Regions from separate parts of the Homo sapiens genome. Here all the other regions are linked to region 1. The links are chromatin contacts, found by Hi-C or POLR2A ChIA-PET in ENCODE. All regions are on one chromosome and are shown on one strand. The core of a region is the stretch at or near the end of the contact, and the rest is flanking DNA. Distances in the headings are between cores, read along the strand shown.

Region 1 (2,818 bases), core at 246-2,745:
ACATTACTTGTAGAGAGTGAGTCTCCCTATGTTGCTAGGCTGGTCCCGAACTCCTGGGCCCAAGCAATCCTGCCTCCACCTCTCAAAGTGCTGGGATAAGCAGCATGGGCCACTGCCTCCAGCCTTGTTAGCTTTCATACTTCTAATTATGTTAATAGTATACACTTGTAGTATAAAAAAATATAGTAATTAAAAACTTTACCAAACAGATTTTAAAACTCTAATATTTTAATAATCAGATACAAAGTATTATGTTACGTTTCAATTTGTAAGGTGCTAGTAAATAACAATGGAAAATGACATTTTAATATAGATTATGGCACTTAATTAATGTGTATTATTGTGTAATATTAAAGGTTGAGATGAGAATCAAGTATTCTAAAATGACATCAAAATGTTGACTCTAAAGAAAATAGAATATGAAATGTTTTCTGAAGAAATGTCTGAAGAAACATTTCATTTCCATGTTCTAGTTTTATTTAAAATTAATTTTTTGATGTAGAAATTATGCTTTACTAAATTAATTATAATGCTTTCACCATAAATCTAGCACAGATATTCATTAACTTCATCAGCAGACCCTTAGAGGAGAAAAATATAAAATGCATAACTCTAATAAACTCGGGGAAGGTATGACAAATTTTGCAAGGATAAAGAGACATTACAAAAAAGCCCGAGGTTTAAGTTTCCTAAGAGAATTGCACTGAGACCTTGAACTAGTGATCAGATTTCCTACAGCGTCCTGGAAAACCTGGTACTTTCGAAGTGAATTCTATTGTTCATTTCATCAGGTTTTCATGGTTTTTTTGTATTTTATAATTTATTTTAAATTTAGGGCTCCCAAGTGTTTGCCTCATTCCCCTATGTTGGCAGCACTGATAATCCGGCCTTCGTTTTTGTGTGAAATAGGCACAGACGGAGTCTGAGAGCAAAAAAAACCCCACACAAACAAAAACAAAATGTTTGCGCAAGGCTGAAAGCCGAGCGAGAGCCCAGCAAGTGTCTCTGTTGAAATTCTTTGGGGTTTGCAGGGACCAGCCGGGCCGAGGCAGCAAACTGCCTGTTCCCCACGCACCCCAGAAGGGTCCGCGTGCGAGGAAATACCAGCGACCTCCGGGGCTAGGGCTTCCGTGGCGCAGGGTCAGCGAGGGATGAACCCGGGAAGCCACTATGGGCCGCTGCTCCAGCCCCGGGAACGCAGAGCACCGCTGGCTAGCAGGCTCAAGCTTCGCCAGGGACACACCGACCCGGAAGTGCAGTCGCCCCCACCGCAAGTATTTCCGCTTCCCTCCGCAAGTCCCCGGCGCGGTCCGGCCCCCAGCGGCTGAGCAGCCCCCTCCCAGACTGCGCACGCACCTGTGTTCACTGCGCCGGCCTTTCAGCTGTTGGAGAGCGGAGACCAGGACCTGCTGGCGCGCAGTGGCGGACGGACAGTAGCCCTGGAGCCCGCGGGTCCTAAGGTCCCGCGCCGCGGCCGTCGCGTCCTGACCCAGATAGCGGAGGCGCCGGGGGAGGAGCCCGCGGCCGCTCGGCCCCCCGCTCCCGCCCCCTCTCCCTCTCGTGGTGGGTTCAACTCTACCGGGACTGGCGTTGGGTGCACCTTTTGCAAAATAAAATTGCACGTCGCGGGGCGCCTGGCTCGCGCCGGACCGTGTGTCTCGGCCGTCGCCTCCCTTCGAAGCCGGTCGGCACCTTTTCCCCCGCCTGGGCTCTGGGCCTCCGCGCTAGCCCCAGCGCGTTCCCTCTCGCGTTGCTGCCACTCCGCACGCCCACCGCCAGCTCGCTTCGTTCCGGCTCTCAAACCCACTCCCTCTCCCCTAGTTAAACCTTTTTCTGTGCCCTTTCTAGGCACAACCTTGCACTTTACTCCTCACGACTGAATTAAAGGCAGACGCCTTGCACTAATTACTGATATCTGCAGCCCCGTGTTCATAGCTTTATCTCACGTTTTCTTTTAATGAGCAATTTTGACAGCCTCTTCCTTCTCCCCGCCATTCCGAGTTGCCTTTAGATGAAAGCCGCTGTTTTTTCAGATGCCTGACATTTAAGGTTTTACCCAGCTTTCTGTGGTTTGTATAATGAAACTAATTCTGCTAAATACGCTCTTAAAAACTGGGCCGGGCGCGGTGGGTCACGCCTGTAATCCCAGCACTTTGGGAGGCTGAGGCAGGCGGATCACCTGAGGTCAGGAATTCGAGACCAGTATGGCCAACGTGGCGAAACCCCTGTCTCTACTAAAAATACAAAAAATTAGCCGGGCGTGGTGGTGGACGCCTGTAATCCCAGCTACTTGGGAGGATGAGGCAGGAGAATCGTTTGAACCCGGAGGCAGAGGTTGCAGTGAGGCGAGATCGCGCCACCGCACTCCAGCCTGGGTGATAGAGCGTCTCAAAAACAAAAACAAAACAGTACATACACTGCTTCTGTATTGTCCGCACCTTGAGTATTACTGCCTCAAGCTTAGGTTTGCATAACATTAATCTCTAAACTTCCCACCAATATATTGAGCAGAATTAAAAATGGGTACACTCTTTCTCAAAACAGCAACAGCAGACAACACCCATAAAGCCATGAAGAATCCAGAAGGCTTGTTTTGCAATCCATATACTACTGTTTACGGATAGGGATTCAGGGATTCTATAGGCTCTTTAAGATGATTTTTTGAGCTTCAGGCAAGCCGCATTGAAGAATAAGTAAGCCTGGCCATGGTCATTTTATTAAAAGTAATTTGTAGCAGGGCGCAGTGGCTCACGACTGTAAGCCCAGCACTTTGAGAGGCTGAGGCGGACGGATCACTTGAGGCCAGGAGTTCGTGACC
Region 2 (3,223 bases), core at 154-2,653, 270 kb after region 1:
CAACACGTCCTGATAAATGAACCAGGCATGAGAGGACTTGCCCTCCTCCTGCCTTGTTGTAACTGCCAGAGTTCTATGTCCACATTGAGTCTTCCCCAGTAACTCATTTTTATAGGAAAAAAGGTCCTAATGGCCTCTGTTCAAAAGTGCAGACTTGGTGCTATGTGAGGTGGACCTTCTGTCTTCCAATTTTGCTTCTAAGAGATCTTTCAAATTAGATCCCATAAAAATGAGACGTGTACACAAATTAGCACTGAGTCTCACATATGGTATTTGTGGGTCTGTATATAATCAGGGTTGTAAAAGAACAATAAATTCAAGCTGTAGCTGAATCACAAATGAAAGTCCTTTAAAATAATGGAAGGTGAGATGTATCAGACTTTGAATGGGTCTTTAAAATACCGCCTGCTCGTTCTGGCTAAGTTCATTTGCATAACAGAGCTCAGCAGCTGGGGAGCCAGCTAATAGAGTTTCATAGTCTTGAAGCTTAGAGCTATGTCCTCAGTTTAGATGATATGGGGAGAGGGTAAGAATCTAAAAATAGAAAAGGCATCTTCTTATCTTCTCAAATGGGTGGAGTTAAACAGACTGAAAATATGAAAAGCATCCCCTTCGGGTTACTGGGTGCTTCTGGTTACACTGATTTCCGCCTTAGAAATTCAGCATTGAACTTAAATGAAAATCTAACACTATGGGGTTTTTTTCCCCTTCAATTTTAAAATTATTCAGAGAAGCACTCCTACAGAGGTTTGTAAAAGGATTGACATGAGCGTCCACATTGTAGTAATATTTTAGTGTTTCTGATCCCAAAGATTGGCTGGTCATTTCTATATTAGTAAGAAGACTGCCGTGTTCAAAGAGAAAGCTTCTTCAAGGGAAAGTCCGTGTGCGTTTTTCTATGGAAAAGTGACATGGGACTACAAGGAAATTGGCAGTGATCGTGTTCCCATACAGGAAACTCAGAATAAATGGGAACGTGAACACCTCCCTTCACGCACTGTCAGGGAGGCGCAGGGTAACCGCCCTCCCCTCTGTGAGAGCTTCATCCCATGGCCATACTTGCTGTCCCCTCCCCACCCCAGCCCATTCCATCTTTTGAGAAACCTGAGCTGTTACTTGGAGGAGCCAAAATCTTTCCTTGTAGTTTCTGCTTGGTAGCTCTAGGGCCTCCCAGAACAAGTTAATTCCTTTTCATTACAATTAAATGAATCCTTCAGATCCCTTAAGATTAGTTTTCTCTTTCTATGAGTTCTCTTTAAGCTGCTCTATTCCTTCAGCCTCTTCTCACATGTCCTAATCGAGCTCCTTCACTTCCTCCCATTTGCCTCCCTCTGAACATGCGGGGACATGTTCCAGGTAGCCTTTATCCCTTCTAAATGTGGAGCCTAGGATCATGTTCTGGGCGCTTGGCACAGTGGAATTATTATCTTCTGGTTGGCAGCAGAGAGACATAGCCCACAGATGGTTGGGGGTAGGGAGGCGGCGGAGGGTACTTGGCCGAGTCATCATCCTCCCCTAGGACTGTTGGTTCCAACATGCAGGAGGAGTCGCTGGATACTCTGGCATGGGGCTCAGATGGTGCAGTAGTGCAGTGGTGCCGTGACTGGCCGCATAGTGCGACTGTGCTGAGGCAAAGCGAAAAGTGATCAGAAGCTGGAATGTCCCTGAAGGATGTGACAACCGAGCCAGAAAGGGGAAGTCGGATGCAGGCTCACTTCCTGCAAGGAGGAGAAAAGAACAGAGCCGCAGGTCCCTGGGGGCAGTAGCACCCCTCAACCCACCTGCCCATTTTTATACATGTGTGTTTTAAATTAACACTGCAACCTGTTTTGCAGGATGCAATTTTTTTTTTTTTTTACTTTTTCTCTCCACTAAGAATTAATCTAAAAACAATTAGTAGGCAAACCAAACATTCCTTTAAAATAAATGGAATTTTAAAAATATCCCAACTCCTTGGTTCTTTTCAGAGTCCTGTAAGTTGCCAGTGCATCAACTCTAAGTAACTTAGGAGCTGATTTTTCTGTCTGTCATTTTTTAAAACCGCTTGATTTTCCCTTCCTCCTGGCTGCTGCCCTGTTTTGATATTTTCAGCATCATTCTGTTTGCCAAAAAGATGGTAAGAAATGAAGCAAAGCACCGCTTCAGTTTTTTTCTTAACCAAATTATTTATTACTGCTGTGATTATTTCTATCATTATCACTGTCATTTACGCTTCAGTCAGTCACAAGAAACTAGAATTGTCTAGCCTAGTGCAACCCGGCTCTCTTCCTTCCTTATAAAAACCAGGGCCGTAGCTTCCTCTCCGGTCCTTTTGTGTATTGAAACTCTTGGATTTCTCACACAACCTGTAAGGGAGCATGTCCGTTCTCAGCAGCACTGTGCCCACCTGTCTGCCTGCCACATGTGTTCTCTCTGACCTGCCACATGACTGACTGGCAAGCTGGACCCTTTTGTTGGCAAATCTTTTCTCTCTAGTGCCCCAGGAACTAGAGCATTTGTTTTTAAAGGAATCTAACTTCTGAGATGAATGTTATCTCCAGTGTTATCTATGAAGGGAAAGAGGAACAAACCATGATCCAAGAACTAGGAGAAAGTTTGTGGAACTAGAAAGAAACCAGGAATAATTGTGGGAAGTTCAAATTTCAGGGTCAAGGTTTTTGAGAAAGGGCTAACTATAAGAACCTTTGTCTGTCTTTTAAGATTTAGGTAAGATAGTGGGAGTAGAGAAATGCAAGAAAACTAGAGAGCCAGGCATGGTGAGGCTCATCTGTAAGCCTAGCTGCTCGGGAAGCTGAGGCAGGAGGATCACTTGAGGCCAGGAGTTCAAGACCAGCCTGGGCAACATGGCAAGACCCCTTGTTCTAAAAAAAAAAAAAATTGTTTTTAATTAGCTGGGAATGGTGTTGTGCACCTGTAGTCTCAGCTACTCAGGATGCTGGGGCAGGAGGATGGCTTGAGCCCAGGGTTTCGATGCTGCAGTGAGCTGTGATCATGCCACTGCACTCCAGCCTGGGTGACCACATGACTTGACCCTTGGTTGCAGGAAAGGGGTTCAAGATGAGGAAAGGACAGACACGAGTGAATGTGCTCAGCACCCTCAGATGGCTCAGTGCCCACAGGTTAATGCTGGTGTTGAGAGTTTTGACTGAGACAGAAAGCTAAAATTCTCTCATCTGGGTTGTGGAACACCCAGGAGGGCCCGCTCCCTAGTTGTAGTCTGGTA
Region 3 (2,965 bases), core at 131-2,630, 380 kb before region 1:
TGCAGTCTGGGCTTGTTTGTACCTGTCATCCTTGGGAAGGCTTTCTAACTATTTGAAGGGACTTGGGTGTTGTGATCTTGGTCACTGCAGCTGTATCTGCATTAGGGACATTTCAAGCCCATAATGCTGTGGCTCTTGCAGATTTGTAGAGGTACTGCCTTGGTGCTCTTCGGTAAGATCCAGGAGAATTCCCTGGATTACCAGGCAGAGACTCTTGTTCTCTTCCATTACATTCTCCCAAACAAATGGAGTCTCTGTCTCTGTGCTGAGCTGCCTGGAGCTGGGGGAGGGGGTGACACAAGCACCATTGTGGCCACCATCCCTGGGACTTCACTGGGTCAGACCTGAAGGCAGCACAGCAATGGGTCTTGCCCAAGGCCCATTGTGACTATTGTGTGGTTATTGCCTGTGGTCAGTCAAGGCCCAGAGGTTCTACAATCAGCAGGTGGCAAATCTAGCAAGTTCCCTCTGGCCTTGGGTGGGTCCAGAGATGCTCTCTGGTGATCCGCCTGCCTTGGCCTCCCAAATTGCTGGGATTACAGGTGTGAGCCATCACACCTGGCCTTTGTCTCCTTTACTCAAGCAGGAGACTCTCCTCATAGCCACAACATCTGGGAATGTGCTGGGTCACACCTGAAGCCAGCACATTTCTGAATCTCACCCAAGGCCCATAGTGAGTACTGCCTGGCTACCACTACTGCTTATTCAGAGCCCAGAGGCTCTTGAGTCAGCACGTGATGAACCCTGCCAGGACTTGGTCATACCCCTCAAGACAGTGGGTTCCCTTCCAGCCCAGGGTGTGTTTAGAAATCTTGTCTGGGAACTGGGGACTGAAATTGGGGCCTTAGGGCTCTGCCTTATGCCGCATTCTACTTTGGCTGAGCTGGTATCCAAATTGCAAGACAAAGTCCTCTTTACTCTCCCCTCTCCTCTCCTCACGCAGAAGGAAAGACTCTCTCTCAGAGCTGTGAACTACACTGCCTGAGCTTGTGTAGGGGGAGTGACACTAGCAGTCCCTTGGCTGCCCCAGCTGGAGTCTTACTATATCATATGCACCCCAGGTCCACTGGCTCTGAGCCCAGCCCAGCACCAGGACCTGCCCAGGAATTGCAGTCCTTGTGGCCTAGATGGCCTTTCAAGTTTATTCAGGACCTCAGAGCACTGTAGCCCATGGTGGCAGGACTGGCTGCCTAGGGCTGGTCTAAATTCTTCCTCCATGGGTGCTGGCTGAGTTCTTTCCACTGTGGCAGGGCAGCGCTGAGTTTCAATGCAAAAATTCCACAGTCACTGCTTTCGACTTCCCTAAGCACATAGATTGTCTCTCCACACCATGTGGTTGCTGCTGAGAGGATGGGGGAGGGGTGGTGTAGGTGATTCAAGACTGTTTTTCACATCCTCTTCAGTGCCTCTTTCAGTGATCTGAAGTTAAAACCAGGTACTGTGATTGCTCACCTGATTTTTGGTTCTTATGAAGGTGGTTTTTTATGTAGATAGTTGTCAATTTGATATTCCTTGGAGGTGGTGATCACTGGAGGCTTCTATTTGGCCATCTTGCTCTGCCTCCTTCCCAGTTATGAATGAATCTTGTCAGTGGAAAGTTGAGATGAGCCAGGCACGGTGGCTTATGCCTGTAATCCCAGCACTTTGGGAGGCTAAAGTGGGCGAATCACCTGAGGTCGGGAGTTCGAGACCAGCCTGGCCAACGTGGTGAAACCCCGTCTCTCCTAAAAATACGAAATTAGCTGGATGTGGTGGCGCATGCCTGTAATCCCAGCTACTCGGGAGGCTGAGGCAGGACAGTTGCTTGAACCCAGGAGGCGGAGGTTGTGGTGAGCTGAGGTCGTGCCGTTGCACTCCAGCCTGGGCAATAAGAGCGAAATTCCTTCTCAAAAAAAAAAAAGAAAGTTGAGATGAAAGACCCTATATGGACTTCTAACAAACTCTTATCTTTTCCTTCTTACTCTTAAACCACAAATTAGTTTTTTTTTTTTTTTTCCTTCTTGAGCTGAAATACAATTTAAGCTGGTCAAAGTAAAATACTGGATAAAATTGTTTCTTCAGCTGGATGTGGTGGCACACACCTTGTAGTTTCAGCCACTTGGAAAACTGAGGCAGGAGGATCACTTGAGCCCAGGAATTCGAGGTTGCAGTAAGCTGTGATCATCCCACTGCACTCCAGCCTCAGTGTCAGTGTGAGACCCCATCTCTAAAGAAAGAGAAAAAAAAGTTTTTTAAAAATATTAAAACACTGGCAATAGGGGGTAATTGTGAATTTCTTTTCATAAAGAAGATGGCATTTTATATCTAACTTTGAGTTATAACTTTTATGTTATATTTGTTATAGAAATACCTAGGATATTATTTAGCAGCATATAATTTAATAATATTGAGAATAGGGTTAACTTTGTTGGAATAAGGTGATTTTTAAAGCCTAGAATTTACTTTTAATGGTGTTAATTATTTTTATATTTAATGACTTTTCTTTCTTTGGGGATGTGGAGCCAAATTGCATAATCCGTCAGTCTAACAAATCTTCTCCCTTTTTAGGCTTACATCAAAATCTATCAAGGAGAAGAACTTCCACATCCAAAGTCCATGCTTCAGGTAGAGAGAGAGAGAGTGATATGTGTTGTACATATACTTATTTATGAGGGAGAATAAAAATCTTTGCTTTAGAGAGAAATGCTGAAAATGGGGGGTGCTTTTTTGCATGCAAACACATTTTGCTTAAGGCCGTATGTGTCGTGGGTCCTAAGGTTTCATACAATTTTTTTTTTGTAACTGCAGATTGTAGGCCTTCCATGTGTCCAGGCCACCAGAAATAAGAGTCCTCAGTACCTTCTCTTCAGATGCTCAAAGTATAGGAAAATTTCTATTTGATAAGATGGCTTGATGTGGGCCTCTCTGAACTAAGCTGCTTCTATTCTGAGTCTTTGACAATGAATGTTGTTTGGAATAAGTCTTA

Evidence for each region. Hi-C counts contacts between places; a loop is a spot of excess contacts on that map. ChIA-PET counts read pairs that join two places held with the same protein, here RNA polymerase II (POLR2A). Pooled maps may share reads with other maps.
Region 2: a loop to region 1 is called in a map of B cell, with 5 times the contacts of the local background. The contact joins the enhancer-like site here to the promoter of RMDN2 in region 1. A Hi-C loop is called at or near these places in 1 of 168 maps with a recorded cell type or tissue (B cell), 1 of 37 single-sample maps with no recorded cell type and 2 of 50 pooled maps. POLR2A ChIA-PET finds 5 or more read pairs at or near these places in 6 of 52 experiments (A549, AG04450, BJ and 3 more).
Region 3: POLR2A ChIA-PET joins it to region 1 with 15 read pairs in activated naive CD4-positive, alpha-beta T cell. The contact joins the enhancer-like site here to the promoter of RMDN2 in region 1. A Hi-C loop is called at or near these places in 1 of 50 pooled maps. POLR2A ChIA-PET finds 5 or more read pairs at or near these places in 3 of 52 experiments (PC-9, T-cell and activated naive CD4-positive, alpha-beta T cell).

Annotation. Positions count from the first base shown.
Region 1 is chr2:37,923,964-37,926,781 of GRCh38, reverse strand. It overlaps RMDN2 (regulator of microtubule dynamics 2), which reads right to left and starts at 1,495. Exons shown (of 11, transcript NM_001170791.3): 1 at 1,357-1,495. RefSeq lists a silencer at 1,441-1,680.
Region 2 is chr2:37,652,396-37,655,618 of GRCh38, reverse strand. The region is part of intron 1 of CDC42EP3 (CDC42 effector protein 3); the gene reads left to right. Among named protein-coding and RNA genes, the nearest start is that of CDC42EP3, 18 kb to the left of the region's middle. RefSeq lists enhancers at 611-670, 1,338-1,547, 3,170-3,223. Within about 2 kb of position 1,403, at least 25 of the 41 ENCODE cell types and tissues checked have a DNase peak (open chromatin) inside an H3K27ac peak, as active enhancers do; they include B cell, where a contact is called at or near this core.
Region 3 is chr2:38,299,911-38,302,875 of GRCh38, reverse strand. ATL2 (atlastin GTPase 2) reads left to right here. Exons shown (of 13, transcript NM_001135673.4): 10 at 2,548-2,604. Among named protein-coding and RNA genes, the nearest start is that of ATL2, 76 kb to the left of the region's middle. Within about 2 kb of position 1,380, at least 2 of the 41 ENCODE cell types and tissues checked have a DNase peak (open chromatin) inside an H3K27ac peak, as active enhancers do.